2 separate regions of the Mus musculus genome follow, and region 1 is linked to region 2. Evidence: chromatin loops called from intact Hi-C (ENCODE). Cell type or tissue: gastrocnemius. All regions are shown on one strand.

Region 1 (8,000 bases), 84 kb after region 2:
CTCCCTGTATTTTAATCTCTTGGTATCTTTCTGTACATACTTCCTTTTGCCCGTGTTTCCGTGGCTCCGGCTTTCCCTGCCATCTCTTGATTCTGCTGTCGGTCTTTCTCCATCCTTTCCTTCTTGCCAGCCCAGTTTGTGTCTGCAACTTCAGAATCACTTTATTGTGTCATTTCCCAACTCTGGGCTCCCAAGCTGCTTTTTACCATGGAATCTTCTCCCACCTTCTCAGTTGGTTCAAGTCTTGGCCACAGTGGCAGACTGTGCTGTGCCTTGGCCCTTCAGGGACAGAGTGGGCCCCCAGCCTCTGCCCCAGCCCGCTGGTATATATAAAAAGGTATATGCACATCTTATTTATATCTGTATGGGGGCAGGAGGGGCAGACACTGGGGCCTTTGTGTAGCCGCAGCCCGAGGCCTGCCTGCTCGACACTCCTCTTTTCGTTCCTGCTACCCGCCTCGCCTCTATTCACTGACACCCCTCCACACACAAAGGTTCCTGTGGGGGCCTGCCAGCTTCCTCTGCCCAAGGTGTGAGTGGGCAGGGCATGGGCAGGCATACAGGGGAACCTAGAATCCTTTTTCCAGGGTCTGAGGGGCTTTCCTGGTGGAGAAAGTTGTAGGACAGGACTTCTCCACGTTACTGTCTGTCTGCATCTGTTGTACCTGGTTGTCCTAAGATCCTTAGGTGGCCTCTCCCCATAGGACTTGCTCTGGCTCATGGCTGCTTTGGTGAGGAAGCAAGCAGGTTACTACCACAGGACCTTTGCACATGTGAGCCATTCTCATCTCTCTTGACATGCTCCTTTCTTTCCTTTGGTTCTCAGCGAACCCTTTCTAAAATAGCAACGTGCCTTTGCCTGGCCTGTCTTTTCTTATGACTTGAGCTCCTGTGGCTGCCATGGTTTAAGGGTCCGTGTCTCTCATTTGAACAGTCATTTCTGGAAACAGAGGCTGCATTCACAACTCTATAAACTGTAGCATCTGACCCGGGACTTGTCACCCCATGGTGGCTGAGCCATTTTTACTGAGGGTTAAGGATCCTGTTTATTTATGCATCCCTTAGACTAACTCTGGGCTGGGTGATGCTGAGGGTACAGTGTAGCAGCCCGGGCTTTCCCGTCTGGGGGCTCACAGTGCAGGAGTGAGGCAGTCATTAAATCTTCCCTTGTCCTCACCTGCTTTTTTTCTTCTCCATCTTTGTTTGCTTTCTGAGATGGGCTGTTCCATGCTGCCCAGTCCAGCCAGGAACTTGTGCCCACTTTCTGCCTCGGTGTCCTGAGTGCCGGGACTGTGGGCATCATTCTGTCTCCCAGCTTGTACATCCCCTTCCTCGACCTTTCTGGACATGCCTCCATTAAACTCACTCCTCCTCTGTTTTCCTCAATTTTTGCCTCACTTTCGAGCTTCTCTGTTTTCCATGCCTCTCTGGACAAGCGTTTGTGGGGCTGGAGTGATGGCTTAGGGGTTAAGAGAACCCAGGTTCAGTTCCCAGTACCCACACGGCAGGGGATCTGACATCATCACACAGACACATGTAGATGAAACAGCACTGGACATAGAATTTTAAAAAGGCTTTTGTGGTGTTGGGGATGGAACCCACACTCTTCCAGATGCTTAGGCAGGGGCTCTACCACTGAACCACACCCCCAGCTCTTTACTGTAGACCTTAGGCAAACCCTCTGCCACTGAGTCACACACTCAGGCCTTCACTGGCCCTCTAGGCCAGGGTTCTATCACTGAGCCCCACTCCCAGCCCTCACCAACTGGCCACTTGCTCCTCTCTTCCCTACTTCTGTGGTTTCCCACATTTTTCAGGACGTCTCTGCAGCATATTCCTTAGTCTTTCTGCCTACTCTCTGGTCCCCAAATCCTTCCACCCTAACCCCACCTGGGTACTGGGGGAAGGGGAACTGACCCATTCCCCCCCCCCCAACACCCACACAGGTCAGGCTGTCTGTTCTGTTAATAGTTAACCCAACCTCTATCTAAAATACACAGCAGCCAGGCTGGGGGTGACTCCCCTGCCCCCCGCCCCCACCTACCAGCTGCTCTTAAAGGACCAGGTGTCTTCCACAGCTGTGAGCCCTTCCTGGAGCAAGGTGGCCAGGTGTGAGGAGGCCTCTAGTCCTGAGGATTTAGGGGGAGGGGGAAGAGAGGGTGCTTGGGTCTGCAGCCCTGGATCAAACAGGGAGTCCTCTGAGGGAGGGGTGCTCTCTCCAGCACCACCCCTGCTCCTGTTTATCACCTGGCGTATTTAATCAGGGATAGTTTTCCCAGCCCTGCCCTGAGCCTAGGCTGGTGCTTGGGTTGGGTTGCCTGAGCAGGTATGTGCTCCCTACTGGGGTGGGGGAAACATTACTCAAGATCCTGCAGAGAGCTGGGGCCATGTCTGTCTTCAGGTGAATGAGGGGCACAAGGCAGTGAGGAGACACCTGGAGAGGAGATCAGGGACACCCTTGGGTCGCTGGTTCTCACTGGACACTGTCTCGTTGGCTTACCATTGTATCCCTTCCCGGAATCTCCATGTCAGGGTCTCAAGTGGGGGCCAGGATGTGACTGCTGGGGCCACCCCCTCCTTTTAACCCCTGTTTTGCCATAGTCTGCCTAGGCCCCAGACCCCACCCCCATGACGCCAGCGGGCAGGAAATCCTGGTTAATGATCAGTCACCCAGGACAGGTGCGGGACAAGGCCGCACACACATCAGAAGCAGCCGCGGTGGGCGGGAGCCTTTTACTTAGCTCCTAAGTGTTTTAGGGTGATAGCCACTGTCCCCAGATGAAGGGCGTGAGCCCAGTTCAGGTTTCTCAGGTGTGTCCATCTCTTGGGCACTATATGAAGCAAGAAGGTACCATCCTGCTCCCATATACATTTACCCAGGAAGGTTCAACTCACTCTTTCCATGGACAGTGCCCCTAGAAATATCTCCAAGTAAACTACCTCTAGAACACTTCCTACTTCTTTTCCCTCCTCTGATGTCTCTGCATTCAGAGGGCCAGCTGTAGTGCAAACCTACTCTCAAGTTTGTGATCGCCGTGCAGGAGCCAAGCCCTGTCAGAATCTCAGTACCATCGTCTGCAAAACCGGCCTCGACTACACCTTTAATTAGAGCACAGCAAATGTACACTACTACAAACAGCAGCCCACTGGACAAAAGGCACCACCTAGTGGTCACAACGCAGAAGTCCTCTTGCGCGCAGGACAAGTCCAATCCCGAAGGGGGCGCAGCATCTCATAAAAACTAAAGGGAACAAGAAGGGGGAAAAAGAACAACCCATCTCTCAGTTTATTGAAGGAGGAAAAGGGTGGGAGAGGGGGAACAATAAAATGCTTTTGCTTCGTTTATAAAGAGCGAGTTCTCAGGAGGTCCCTTCTCAAGGACACGCGGGGTACCTCTCACCCAACTACCAACAGCAGGAAAGCCAAGCCAAGAAAGGAAAAAGAAAGGAGGGGCCCAGGAACCCCAAACACCCTCTCTGACAGGAGCCACAAGCTCTCTCCCCCCACCCACAATGTATCTACCCCAGGGGACCCATCTGGGCAGAGGAAAGGGTATATACATAGGTTAGGGTGGTACAGGGTTGGGTGCGGTAGGGAATAATTTATCCGCAGATGCGGTGATGGTTAAGGGGGAGGGGAAAGAAGCCTGGCAGTGGCAGCCTAGGGGTCTCTTTCTTTCTTGACCTTGATGTCACCAGCAAGAATAGTAGCGATCTCGCCCTGCATGAAGGCCCAGGGGACAGAGGAACCCACCAGTGGACATTTGTCTCCACTGGGGCAGTACACCTCTCCGGCTGGGCCCTGTGCCTTGATAAACTCTCGGGAGCAAGGAAAGCAGAACTTGTGTCCGGGTACCGAGGGACACTGCACGAAGTGGGTGTCTTCCAGCCTTTCTCTGCACAGGGTACAGCACAAGGGGGCTCCAGGGGTCGCCCCTGTGCCGCTACCACCCCCGCTGACAGCTTCAGCCCCGGCAGTGGGGCTGACTTCTGCCTCTCCATTGCGTGCCACCAAACGATGCTGGGCCGGTGGTTGGGTTGTGGAGGAAGCCGCGGGGCTAGCACCCCCTGCGCGGACAGAGCCTCCACCCCCACCAGGGTCCTTGGGTGAGTGGCCCAGAGCCTCGGCCACATTCTTGAGGGCAGCAATAGGTGAGGGCACACCAGGGGTCTCTGAAGAGTATGGACCGCCTGGCGCCACCCAGTGCCGCTGTTGCTGCTCCTCCGTGGTCATCTTCCCAGCTGTCTCGCCCTCGGGCTCAGGGGATGCTTTGCGACGGCGTGGAGTGGGCGCCAGGTTTCGGGATGGGGCTCTTGGAGGTGGGCCACACAGAGCAGCAGGGGCCGGTTCTGGGTACTGCTGGGGCAGGGCCTCCGCAGGAGCAGGCTCTCGGAAGCTGCGGACCCCATCCGTAAGCAGCTCTCCTAACTGGCGCCATTCCCCTGAACCATGGCGCCGTTCATACTCGAGGTACTTGAAGCCCGATGAGGCCAGGGCCTTCCCTGGCTCTCGAAGAGCATCATGAAACATCTGGCGAGCCACTGCAAGGACCCCCGCGTAAACATTGCCAGAACCACAGGGGTATTCGGTGAAGAGCTTCAGCTCGAACTCATAGCCCGGAGGGCGGGCAGTGGCATCAAAGGCGAACACCCGTCCCACCAGCCCGTGGTCCTTCTTGAATCGAACATTGAAAGGGGCACAGGCGGACAGAGCCAGTAGCTGTTCCCTTACAGCCTTGGGACGCCCATGCCACTCCTCCGCCCGGCCCCGCATGGCCTCGTTCAGTTCTGCCAAGCAGTCCGCATTCCTCTGCTGCTTCTCCTTCTCGAAATCGGAGCCGAAAAGTGGACGAGCGGGGCTTAAGCCAGGTGCCAGCGTCAGAGCTCGGCCTCCAAGGCCAGACACTGCAGCTGCCAGCAGCCCGGGGGGCATCAAGCTGGGGATGGAGCCAAGCAAAGCCCTGCGTGCCCCTTCCGCCACGGCCTCCTCGCGGCCCAGCCCGTTGGCCAAGCGGGACCCCAGGGTGTACTCCAAAGCCGGCGAAGGCAGCGCCAGGCGGCTGGATGAAGTAGCCCTGTCATAGCGGTCCGGGCCTGAGACGCTACCGCCGGTCCCCGATGGCTGCGCCTGGGCCTGCGGGGGTGGCAACTGGGAGCCCTGGGAGCCCGTGGAGGCTAGGTCCTTGGAAGTCGGGTGCTTGAGAGCCGGGGGTCCGGGCGAGCGGCCCTCGGGGAGCACGTGGCTGCGCTTGAGCTGGCGGGCGGCGTCGATGAGCAGCTCGATGCGGTCCGCGCCCTCGAAATTCACGCACCCGCGGCACACAGCCTCGCTGAAGTCCCACACCATGGCCCACGGCATCTTGGGCAGGTCGCACAGGTAGCACCACTGGCGGCGGGACGCTTGCACGGACGCCATGGCGCCCCCCGGAACGCCGCCAGGTGCCCCTGCTGTGCACCCGCCGCCCACGTTCGCTCCGCCGTGCCCCGGGACGGGCGCGCGAGCCGCTCAATCCGGCCTCGGGCTCGGCCTCCCCGCCGGATTCAGGCCCGGCCCCCCTTCCCCGCCCCCTGGGCCCTCAGCCTTTTTTTTCCTCTCTCTCTCACTCCCGCCTCCGGTGGAAAAGGCAAGCCACGAGCACGCACGTCGGCGCCCCCGTCCGGTCCGCGCCGTGAGCCGCGATGCACAGCTCCAGCTCCTCGATGGGCCTCGGGCGCCGCCGCCCCAGGCTCCCGCCGCTCCGCTCGCGCCGCCGACGCCGCTGCAACGGCCGCCGTCGCCTCCACCTCCTTCTTCTGCCCCAGAGGCCGCTTCGCAGGGAAAGTTACATAACGCGCGGGCAAAGCCTTCTGGGAAATGTAGTCCCGTCGGGGCTGCTTCTTAAAGGGGACTGGGTAGAAAGCAGTGGCGGGAAAAGAGGGCGCGCGCTGGTCTGGGTGCTTAATTTTCACTGTGCCTCGCCAGGAAGCTGGGGTTCGCACACAGGGTCCATGGAGTGGGTAATGGTTTCATAAATGCTCGGGTGGCCAAGTTGCTGTGGATGCAATTTCCCCCCTTTCCCCGCCCCCTCTTTCTTTCTTTTTTTTTTTTTTAAACAATCTTTTTTTTTTTTTTTTAGATTTATTTATTTATTTATTTATTATATGTAAGTACACTGCAGCTGTCCTCAGACACTCCAGAAGAGGGAGTCAGATCTCGTTACGGATGGTTGTGAGCCACCATGTGGTTGCTGGGATTTGAACTCCTGACCTTCGGAAGAGCAGTCGGGTGCTCTTACCCACTGAGCCATCTCACCAGCCCCCCCTCTTTCTTTCTTAAGACTTAGATTTATTCTTTAGCTCAGGTTGGCCTAGAAGGCTAGCCTATGTAGTCTAGGCTGGCCTCAAACTTGCTGCAATCTCCCTGCTTCAGCCTCCTTGTGGGTTTACAGTCCCGACACCATACCCAGAAGCCGGAAAGCAGTTTCTGCTCTGATTTGCTGAGCAGTTCTAGAAGAGTCTTGCCCTCTCTTAGAATCCCGCCCCTTCAAGAAGGGCCAATAACCGGTTAGAAAGGCAGCAGCTTTGGGGGAATTGGGGCGGAGAGGCTCTGATTGGACGGTTTCAAGGGGATGGTTTCAGGCAACTCTTGGAGAGTAGTGTCTACTTGGCAGTTTGTCCTTCCCAGTGTCTTAGGTACTAGCCTCAAGGGCGGCCCAGAGGCTACAGGATGATAAGACTGTAGGCTTCCGAGCCAGGCGGCTGCCTTAGTTTCCTCATCTGCTAAAGAACGTTCTCTGAGCCTGCCAATTCTGCTCCAGCTGTGCACGTATTTGGTCTCTAAAGGGTTACAGAGTTGGCTTCTCGGTACACCTCCAATTTCACTACAATTCCCAAAATGCTCTGCGAGATGGACGCACTGACGTACTTCCTCTGCTTGGAAGCTTGGGGGGGGAAGGCCTTCCCGATTCTTGCCCCCCCCCCTTGCTAGCAGGGAATTTCGCCCTCTCCCTCCACCCCCACCCCCCAGGTTAGGGGGCTCTTATTACTCTTATATTTGGAATGAGGAAGCCAAGAGGAGATTGCTGGGAAGGGCAACCCCAAACCTCCAAGTGCTTAATGGCCTGGTGGGCCCAATCGGCTGTGGGCACCCCATGTTTTTAGCTTTTTTGGGGGGGTGGGGGGAGCTAGGAGAAGCGACATATGTCTCCAGGACCTAGCTCACATCAGCCCTTTCCCCTCACTTGGCCTGGATCCCCGCTGGTGGTCTCAATTCCCCCCCCCCCCCCCAGTGTCTTCTTTGCGTTCTTCCAGGTTTGCACTTAGTGGAGGCTTGGTGGTTTTCTCACCCCCACCCCAGAGTAGTCACAGCAGCCCTGGCTTTCTATTTCAGCGTTACAATTTAACTACCACCTGCATTACTGTTTTAACACTTCTCCCTTAAACAAATTGCCTATTTTTATCGTTTCCTGGGAGATACTATGTTCACAACCATAGGTTTCCTGTACTACTGTTTATTTACTTTCTCCTGCTTATACGTGGTACTGGGATGGAATCCAGGGCCTTATGCTAAGTGCTCTAGTGCTGAGATGTACTACCAGCCTGTATTTTTAATTTTGAAACTGGGCCTCACTAGGTGGTCCAGGCTGGCTGGCCTGAGCTCTGGGTCCTCCTTCCTTAACCTCCTGGGGGCTGAGATTTCAAAAATACATTAACCATGCCTGGCTTTATTTATTTTTCCTTTTTCTAACGATAGGTCTCTGAAGCACAGGTTAGCCTTGAACTCACAGCAAGCCTCCCTAGTACAGGAATGGCAAGTATGAGCCATGATCCCTTGATAGGCTCTTTAAGGCTGTAAAAGCCTATTTTTCGTTCTGCCCCGTCTCTGTCCTTGCCTGAGTTAACTACCCAATTACTTTATTGAACTGCTCTTAACAGACCTAGATAAACTCTGTTTGTTGCAACCTTCAAGTGTGTGCTTCTGCACCAGGGTTAGTTAAGGCTTTTAGAGGGGCAATCACCTGC
Region 2 (8,000 bases):
CAATAAATACCGAGGAATGTCGAGTCTCAATGCATCTAAAACGTGGGTCCCGGAGTCTGTCAGTGAGTCAGATAACAAGATCAATAAATACCCACACTGCTTTGGGGGAGGGGGGAGTGCAGCTGTGGCTCCGTTGTTAGAGTGCAGACGTGTACACGGGGAAGGAGTTGCAGCAACCCCCAGGAGTGAGGCTGTCCGAAGCCAAAGACTCCGTGTGTGCTGGCAGAGGTCTTGCTGATCCATCACTATGGGAATGGGATGTCCCTGGAAATAGGGGGCTCATGCTTATGGCTTGTAACTGATGGCTGGGAGAGTGAAAAAGTGAAATCGGATGAGCTGAGCAGTTTGCCCATCCACGTCGGGGCTGAGTAAAGCAAGGTCGGCGAATGCCCAGCTGCTGCAGCAGCGGTGGCTACCAGCTCTGCAGGAACCAGGGGTGCTGGGCACGAGCCCTGTTCCTCCCTCCCCGGCCGCCAGGTGGCAGGCCTGGATCACAGGAGCGGAGCTGGGTGGGGACCCAGGCTCACAGAAGTGTGGAGCGGAGCGGTGGGGGGGGGGGGGGGGCGCGATGGGCACAGAGACGCTTTGGGTCGCTCCCTGGTCGCTCGACCTTCCTAGGAGGCCTAAATGAAAGATGGCTTGGAGTCTTAGGGTTCAGGGGGCGAAGGTGGCTCCCGGGAAACACCAGACTGGGGTGAGACCGCCGGTATAGGCCACCAACCCAGTGCAGCCCAGTGTGGCGGCAGCAGCCAGAGCAGCGGCGAACAGGAGCAGGCAACGCGCCTCGGATAGGCCAGGCCTAGGGATCTGCAGGAGAGAAGGTTGGATTAGCACTAGGCTACAGGGGCCCACTGGCTCCTGGGAGCCGCCCAGCCTATACCCATAGATGGGCCTCTGAGCGCATCTCTGGTCCCCACAGCCCGCAGCTAAAGTTGGTCTGCTCGCAAGAAAGAGCTCCTGTTGGAACTCGTCATTGGCTACTTAGCAGCAGCCTGTGTTGATTGGCCGCCCGAATACCCCCCCTCCCTGCGGTGGGCCGAGCTCCACAGAGGCACAGCAAGCAGTGGTGACACTCAGTGGGCAGAGCTAGGCAGAGGCCCGTGGTGGGCGGACGTGGGACATACCCTGGCAGGGAGCAGCAGGTGACGGCGGTGCATGGGGCCTGGCCCCACCAGCGGGCACTGGCCCACAGCCACGGCCGGGGGGCCATCTAGCTGGAGAGAGAAGGGACAGGTGACCCGATCGGAGCCCAGCAGCAGGGCGAGAGGCAGTGCGGGAATCTAGTCGAGGCCAGAACGGGAGTATAGGGAGTTCCCTTGGGGAGGATTTGGCGAGAAGCCTGAAACGAGGGAGAGCTGGTAGATAGTGCATGCTGAATGGATGAGTGAAGGGCAGCTTTCTTCTGGAACCCCCAAGGAGAATGGACCCTAAACGTGGACGGGAGAAGGGCTGTGGGTAGCATATCTAAGATGGGGATCGGGGAGGGGAGAGAGGGGTCTTACATGGGAAGGTGGATCCGTGGCCCGGGGACTGGGGACCCCCGTGATGGCTGGAAGGAGAAGAGAGAGGTGTATGGAGTGTGGAGGATGGAGGAGAAAGGCAGTGGCGCGGCTGCGGTGCCCCAGCCTGGACTCCTCCCCTGCCCCGAGGGTTCACACACCCAACATGCCCCCCATCTCCACCCAGTGCCCCCTTGGCTGGAAGCAGGTGAGGGACTCGCCTGCGGCTCCTGGGGCCTGCAGCATCTCCATCCGTTCCTGTAGCTGCCGAACATGCGCCTCCAGGTCTCGGTTTCGGACCTCGGCCTCCTGTAGTTGGCTGGGAAAGATAGGGGAGTGAGCCGACCTATCGGTGAGGAGACTGCGAGGGTTGCTGCTCTCCTCTCCCCTCACCCCAGCACTGTGACCCTGACCTGGAGAAGTTCTGGTTGGCGGTCCGGATGGCCTCCAGCTCGCGGCTCAGGCTCTGCCGGGTGAGAACCTCTTCTTCCAGGGCTTCCTGGAGCTGCTGCAGCGTTACCGTGGTCTCTGCCTCAGCCACAGGGGCAGGGACAGCCACTAGGTCAGCCTCTTCAGCCTGTCGGTGGGGATCAGAGTTGGGACCTGGAGCTGGATCAGTCCCGTACTTCCCTCCCCCGTCCACCTCTCCCCATCCCTGGGTCCCTGGGGACAGTGTAGTCAACAGGGGAACTGAAGGGCTGAAGTCAGAAGTTTAGCGTGTTCCTCCCAGCTCCACAGTGCTTCAGACAACCCTGGCTTTACCCTTAGGCCTCCCCAGTTTGTGTCTTGTCACTTTCTGCAACCCCCCACTCCTCTTTCCAATGCTACCCACCTATCTGTGGCTTTTAAGAAACCAGCATCCCACCTGATGGCCTCTGAACTTTGTTCACCAAGTCTACCCCAGACTCCTCCAGGTGGTTGGCAGTCCCTCCCTCCCAGGCCCCGGTTGGTGTTGCTTTCTGACCCCACCCCCATGCCAGGAGAGCATCTACCTCTGAGCTATCCCTAGTTCTCTTCTTTGTTTTTTACTCCAAGACAGGATCTCATTACATAACGGGAGCAAGCCTTGAATTTGGGATTTTTCTGCCTGTGCCTCCTGACTACAGGATGTGCAGTTGGGCCAGTTGGGGACAGTGTCCTACTGAATTAACAGCCTGGCAGTTGGCACTGCAGGTACACCCACCCAGGAAGCTTTGCCCACCTCTCAGTCTACTCACCACTTGATCCGGTGGGGACACTGGGGGCTGCAAGTCAAGCCCTTGCAAGTCTGACACAGGCAACTGCAGGGCCTCTAGTTCCATAGGGGTGGGGTCCGGGACCTGATTGTCTCTGAGAAGAGGAAGAGGCTAGGGACTCCCTAGCCTGTGGGCACCAGGCCAGGCTCCTAGGCTAAAGCTAAAGGAGGTTCAGAGCAGAGAAGAGAGCAGACTGCCAGGGCCTCAGCACCTTGGCTGCCTTGCTGCCTGGCTGAGCGATAACTCCACAGAGGGTGGGCTGGGCCCAACCCGCTCTAAGGAGCATGGGATGCTGCTTGCAAATCATGAAACAAGTTGTCCTTCCCTGTGCAGGCCTGAGGCATGCCTGATGGTGGATACCTGTGTGAGTGAGCATCCTCTAAGTGTTCCCTGCTTCCCAGTTCACTCCTAAAAGCAGTCTCTTCATTTACATTTTTTGTGGCAATGGTAAATTTTTATTTACCCTCATAAATGCTAGATAAGTTCTCTTTATTGTTGAGACAGAGTTCCTCTATGCCAGCTCTGGGACTTATTTGTTGACCATCCTGGCCTCAAATTTGCAGTGATGCTCCAGCCTCAGCCTCCTCAATGGTGGGGTTATAGGGTTATATTGCCTAGCAATAGTGGGTGCTATTTATCTTTTGTTTCTTTAGACAGAGTCTCTTGTAGACCAGGCTAGCCTTAGATTACTGTATAGCCCAGGATGGCCTTGAATTTCTGATAATCTTGCCTCTACCTTCTAAGTGCTGGGATTACAGGTTTGTGGCACCACAGCCAGCATAACGGATGCTTTTTAAAGGCTTTATTGACTAGGCATGGTGGTACATGCCCATCAATCACAGCACTCGCAGGGCGGCTTAGACTATATTAAGGAGCTCCTGCCTCAAAAAACAAGACAGAAAACTTTTTAAAACTGAAAAGTTGTATTATTGTTATGTGCTCCAATTGTGTTCTTAAAATAAACTGTCACACTTCAGGTTTGTTTTTCTAAGATCCTGGATTCTATGGAGTGTCCTAGACCCGTTAATAGCAGGATTCTGCAAGGCTGAGTCTCAGATTCTTAGGTTATACAACTGGACTGGAATGTCACCAGGCAGGATGGCCAGAGCTATGAGATGGAGAGACCCAGTCTCAAAAAGCAAAACAAAAATAAACAAAGTGCATGTGTAGCTGCTTTCCTAGTCTTATGTCCACTTGACACAACAAGCTAGAGTCATCAAGTCATCAGAGAGGAGACAGCCTTCATGAAGAAAATGCCTCTACAGGGCAGGAGCACTGGCTGCTCTTCCAGAGGTCCTGAGTTCAATTCCCAGCAACCACATGGTGGCTCACAGCCATCTGTAATGGGATCTGATGCCCTCTTCTGGTGTGTCTGAGGACAGTGATAGTGGACTCACATACATAAAATAAATAAATAAGACCAGCCTGGTCTACAGAATGAATTCCAAGACAGCCAGAGCTACATAGAAAGACCCTGTCTCTAAAAGACTAAGAAAGAAAGAAAGAAAGAAAGAAAGAAAGAAAGAAAGAAAGAAAGAAAGAAAGAAAGAAAGGAAGGAAGGAAGGAAGGAAGGAAGGAAGGAAGGAAGGAAAGTGCCTCAAAAACTGAAGCTGCAGGCAAGCCTATCGGGCATTTTCATAACTAGTGATCATAGATGAGAGCTCAGCCCATTGTGAGTGGAGCCCTCACTGGCCTGGTGGTCCTGGGCTCTACAAGGAAACAGGCTGAGGAAGACATAAGGATCAAGTCAGTAAGCAGCTCCCCTCCATTGCCTCTGCATCAGCTCCACGTTCCTGCCCCGCTGTGAGTTCCTGTCCTGGCTTCCTTCAGTGATGGGCTCCCATGTGGAAACGTAAGCCCGATAAGCCTTTTCCTCCCCAGCTTGCTTTTAGTCAGGGTTCATCGCAGCAGCAGAAAGCCTAACTTAGACAGCTCCTAGGAATACTTGGTTTGAAGACTGAGCCTTCAATTGAGTGGCTGTGGTGGGCCTGCACACAGGCCCCAGCAGGGGGCAGTCGTGCTCACCTGAAGGCCATGCAGCAGTAGGAGTAGCCCACGAAGGGCAGGCGCACCCCAAGGGGCATGTCTTCCTGCATGTCTGACAGCGTCTCCTAGGAAGACAGACAGGGCTCTTGTGGCTAGCAGTTATCCGAGATGGCCCTTCGCCCCTCTATGTTCACGGCATAACTGCCCCCACTAACAAACTCCACCATTTTCTCTTCTATCTTGTTGCTTTCTATTGGGGCTCTGCCCACACCAGACTTCTCTCTGCAGGGCCTAGAGCTTGTTAAAATGCTGAGAGCACTCACCCGAGAAAGGATCTCCTGCATCCTTCTGGGCTCAGCTAGTCTCCTCCTCCAGGAAGCCCTCCAGCACTTTCCAGGCTGGGTCAAGAGCCCAGCCCCCTACAATCAATTTTAGTACTGCCAAGAGTGAGGCCTCACTCACTGTCTTTGGGACTGGTCACCTGTGTGTCCTCATACCTGAGTGGATACATAGCAGTGCTCTAGGATAATAATTTGGGACCCAGGAAGGTCAACACCCCCTTTTTTATTTTTCAAGGGAGGATCTCACTCCTGACTGGCCTAGAAGTCACTATGTAGACCAAGATGGCCTTGATTTACCAGAGAGCCACCTGCCTCTGCCTATGAAGTTCTACGATTAAAGGTATGCACCACCACACCTGGCCAATCACCCCAATTTTATGGAAGAGGCTAGGGAAGTCCCCTCAACGGATCAGGAACTGCAGGTACGTACCCCGCCCCCGCTCACCATGGCAGTGAGCCGGTCCTCCACCACATCGAAATTGCATGTGTCCGTGGCACCCTCGAAGTCTGGTGTAAAGGGGGGTACACTGTCTCGGAGACCCTCCCAATCAAGGCCAAAGAAGAAAGGATGTTTCTGGAAATCACCTGCCCCACCTCGACCTAGCCTTATCTCAGCAGGACACAGCAGCCCACGAATGAGGTCCTGAGCTTCCTCGGGGACAACTGTGTCTGCCAGCGGCAGCGACAAGTGTTCCTATTTAGAAAGAAAAGCAACAGTTAGCCCTGGGCTGCAGAGCTGGCTCTGTCGTTTCAGTGCACTGGCTGCTCTTGCAGAGTGATCAAGGTTCTGTTTCCCAGCACTCAGCATGGCAGCACACAATAGTCTGTGACTCCAGTTCCAGGGGATCCCATGCCCTCTGACCTTCGCACACCTACTCAGTGCACAGATATACATACACAGAAAACACACACATATAAATAAATATCTTTTAAAAAAGACAGTCTGGGAGCACAAGCCACTAAGTCAGCCCCCCTGCATGGTGCTTGTGCTCACCCTGTAGTGCACAATCTTGGCATATGTCTCGGCTGTGGAGTCCGCGTAGAAGGGGGTCTGCCCATAGAACATCTCATAGGCGAACACGCCCAGTGCCCACCAGTCACACTCTGGCCCGTAGCTGCCTGCCCCAGGCCCTCCACCAACGGCCTGCAGAATCTCAGGAGACAGGTAGTCCGGGGTGCCCACAGCCACCAGCGACCTCACCTGTGCCAATCAGACCTGAATGCTTAAAACCTTTCCCTTGACTGTCCAAATATGGTGCGCAGGACATCCCAGACCAAGCTCCCCTCCTGCTCCTCAACCCAGCCCCGCCCCCTAATCCGGTCCTTCACCAATGAGGAGAGTTTCGCCAGGCTCTTCTTACCATTCCATCAGGCTGCAGTTTGAGGCAGGAGCCGAAGTCTGCCAGGCGAATGTGCCCACATCGGTCCAGCAGAATGTTATCTGGTTTGATGTCCCTGTGCATAGAGAGAAGAGGGAAAGTGTGCTTTCTTGAAAACCTTCCCTCTTAGGGCCCGTCAGCTCGATCCACTTCCACCCCACCCAGGATTCTACAATTCTAGACCCCGATTCTGTCCCCAATGGGATCTGACCTTCAGGTACCCTTCCTTCCCACACAAATTCTGCTAACCCTCCAAGGGCCCCGCCACGCCCACCTGTGCACGTAGCCCAGCCGGTGCACGGAGTCTATGGCCATGACAATCTCGGCCAGGTAGAAGCGAGCCATCTCGGCGGGGATCCGCTCCCCAAACTTGCTCAGCAGCGTTAGCAGGTCCCCGCCCACGTAGTATTCCATGACCAGGTACTGGGAGCGGGTGTGTCACAGGGGTTTGGTAGCCCCCAAGACTCCCAAAGACACCCCGTTCCCAAGCACAGAGGACCCCCGCACAGTGAGAGAGCGCCCCATCCAAAGGCCAAACCAGATATCACTCCTGTCTCAAGGAAGGTCTCTCCTATACTTGAGACACAATCCTACCCCCGTCCCCCATCCCCTGTGTGTGTCCCCCCCACCCCCACCCCCCCGATCTACAGCAGCTTCTCCCTTCTCCAGCCTTCTTGACTTGGGGCGATGTAACTGTCACTCTTTCCTAGTCACCTGAACCCGGAGCTTACCAGGTAGTTCTCATCCTGGAAGGCAAAGTGCAGCTGTGTGATCCAGCGCCGGTCCCCTTTCACTAATACATCCCTTTCTTCCCGGAAGCACGACACCTGTGAGGTAGGAGAGAAGCTACAGGAGGTGAGTTGGAGAGATGAGGGCGCTGCCCTAATCCCTGGCCCTCACCTCGCCTCTCTTCAGCATGTCCCACTTATTCATAATCTTCATGGCATACACTTGGCCCGTCTGTTTCATCTTCACCACCGCTACCTAAATACGGAACCGAGATGACAGCAAGAGGTGGCAGGGAAAACCAGCAAGGCTCACCCAGACAGGACTCCACCCTTATCTCCACCCAACCTTAGCCCCGCCCTCACGTGCACACCGCCCACTGACCACAAGCTCCGCCCCCACCCCTCCAGCCTTAAATTCAAGCTCATTCATCAATTTTTAAGGCTCTGCCCCAGCTGTTATGCCCCACCCACATCAAGTAAAGTTCCATTCCCAGGCCACTGAAGACTCACCTCGCTGAACGCCCCACGCCCGATCACCTTCAAAATCTCAAAATCATCCCTCTGCAGTCGGACCTCCTTAAGCCTTGCTGCAATGGGCTCCACTGGGCGGGGGTGGGGGAAGAAGAACCAAGGGTCATCAGAACACTAGCGGTAAGGGTAGTGACTTTATAGCCTCCTTCCTTCTGCCCCTTAAATCGGCTTTAGGATTCTGCTTTCAAAACCTCTGTGATGTTTGTGGGACCCAGAACTGCCTGTTTCCACAGGGTTGCAGGGCAGAAAGGGAGGCAGTGGGAGAAGCTGGCGCATCAGGCCTTTCACTCCCATGTGATG

The links. Hi-C counts contacts between places; a loop is a spot of excess contacts. Peaks named below come from ENCODE experiments on the same cell type or tissue, not always from the same donor. Only the 100,000 strongest peaks of a DNase experiment are listed, where the experiment ranks them.
Region 1: a loop joins it to region 2, with 2.1 times the contacts of the local background. A loop is called at or near these places in 2 of 42 quality-filtered maps.

The regions. Positions count from the first base shown.
Region 1 is chr7:19,001,852-19,009,851 of GRCm38, reverse strand. Irf2bp1 (interferon regulatory factor 2 binding protein 1) reads right to left here and starts at 5,794. Exons shown (of 1, transcript NM_178757.4): 1 at 3,089-5,794. The coding sequence starts at 5,415. The coding sequence ends at 3,661. In gastrocnemius, a CTCF peak has its summit at 3,187 (motif pointing left); DNase peaks (open chromatin) are centred at 4,363, 4,980, 5,817, 6,884 and 4 more places; H3K4me3 peaks cover 4,367 bases; H3K27ac peaks cover 3,305 bases.
Region 2 is chr7:19,085,757-19,093,756 of GRCm38, reverse strand. It overlaps Dmpk (dystrophia myotonica-protein kinase), which reads right to left. Exons shown (of 15, transcript NM_001379257.1): 2 at 7,680-7,771; 3 at 7,342-7,425; 4 at 7,173-7,268; 5 at 6,716-6,864; 6 at 6,424-6,517; 7 at 6,057-6,263; 8 at 5,493-5,756; 9 at 4,761-4,846; 10 at 2,717-2,828; 11 at 1,913-2,076; 12 at 1,721-1,818; 13 at 1,503-1,549; 14 at 1,125-1,210; 15 at 1-807. The coding sequence ends at 648. It overlaps Mir3100 (microRNA 3100), which reads right to left and starts at 6,929; the gene lies at 6,865-6,929. In gastrocnemius, CTCF peaks have their summits at 464 (motif pointing right) and 4,736 (motif pointing right); DNase peaks (open chromatin) are centred at 463, 774, 1,144, 4,756 and 1 more place; H3K4me3 peaks cover 2,194 bases; H3K27ac peaks cover 2,678 bases.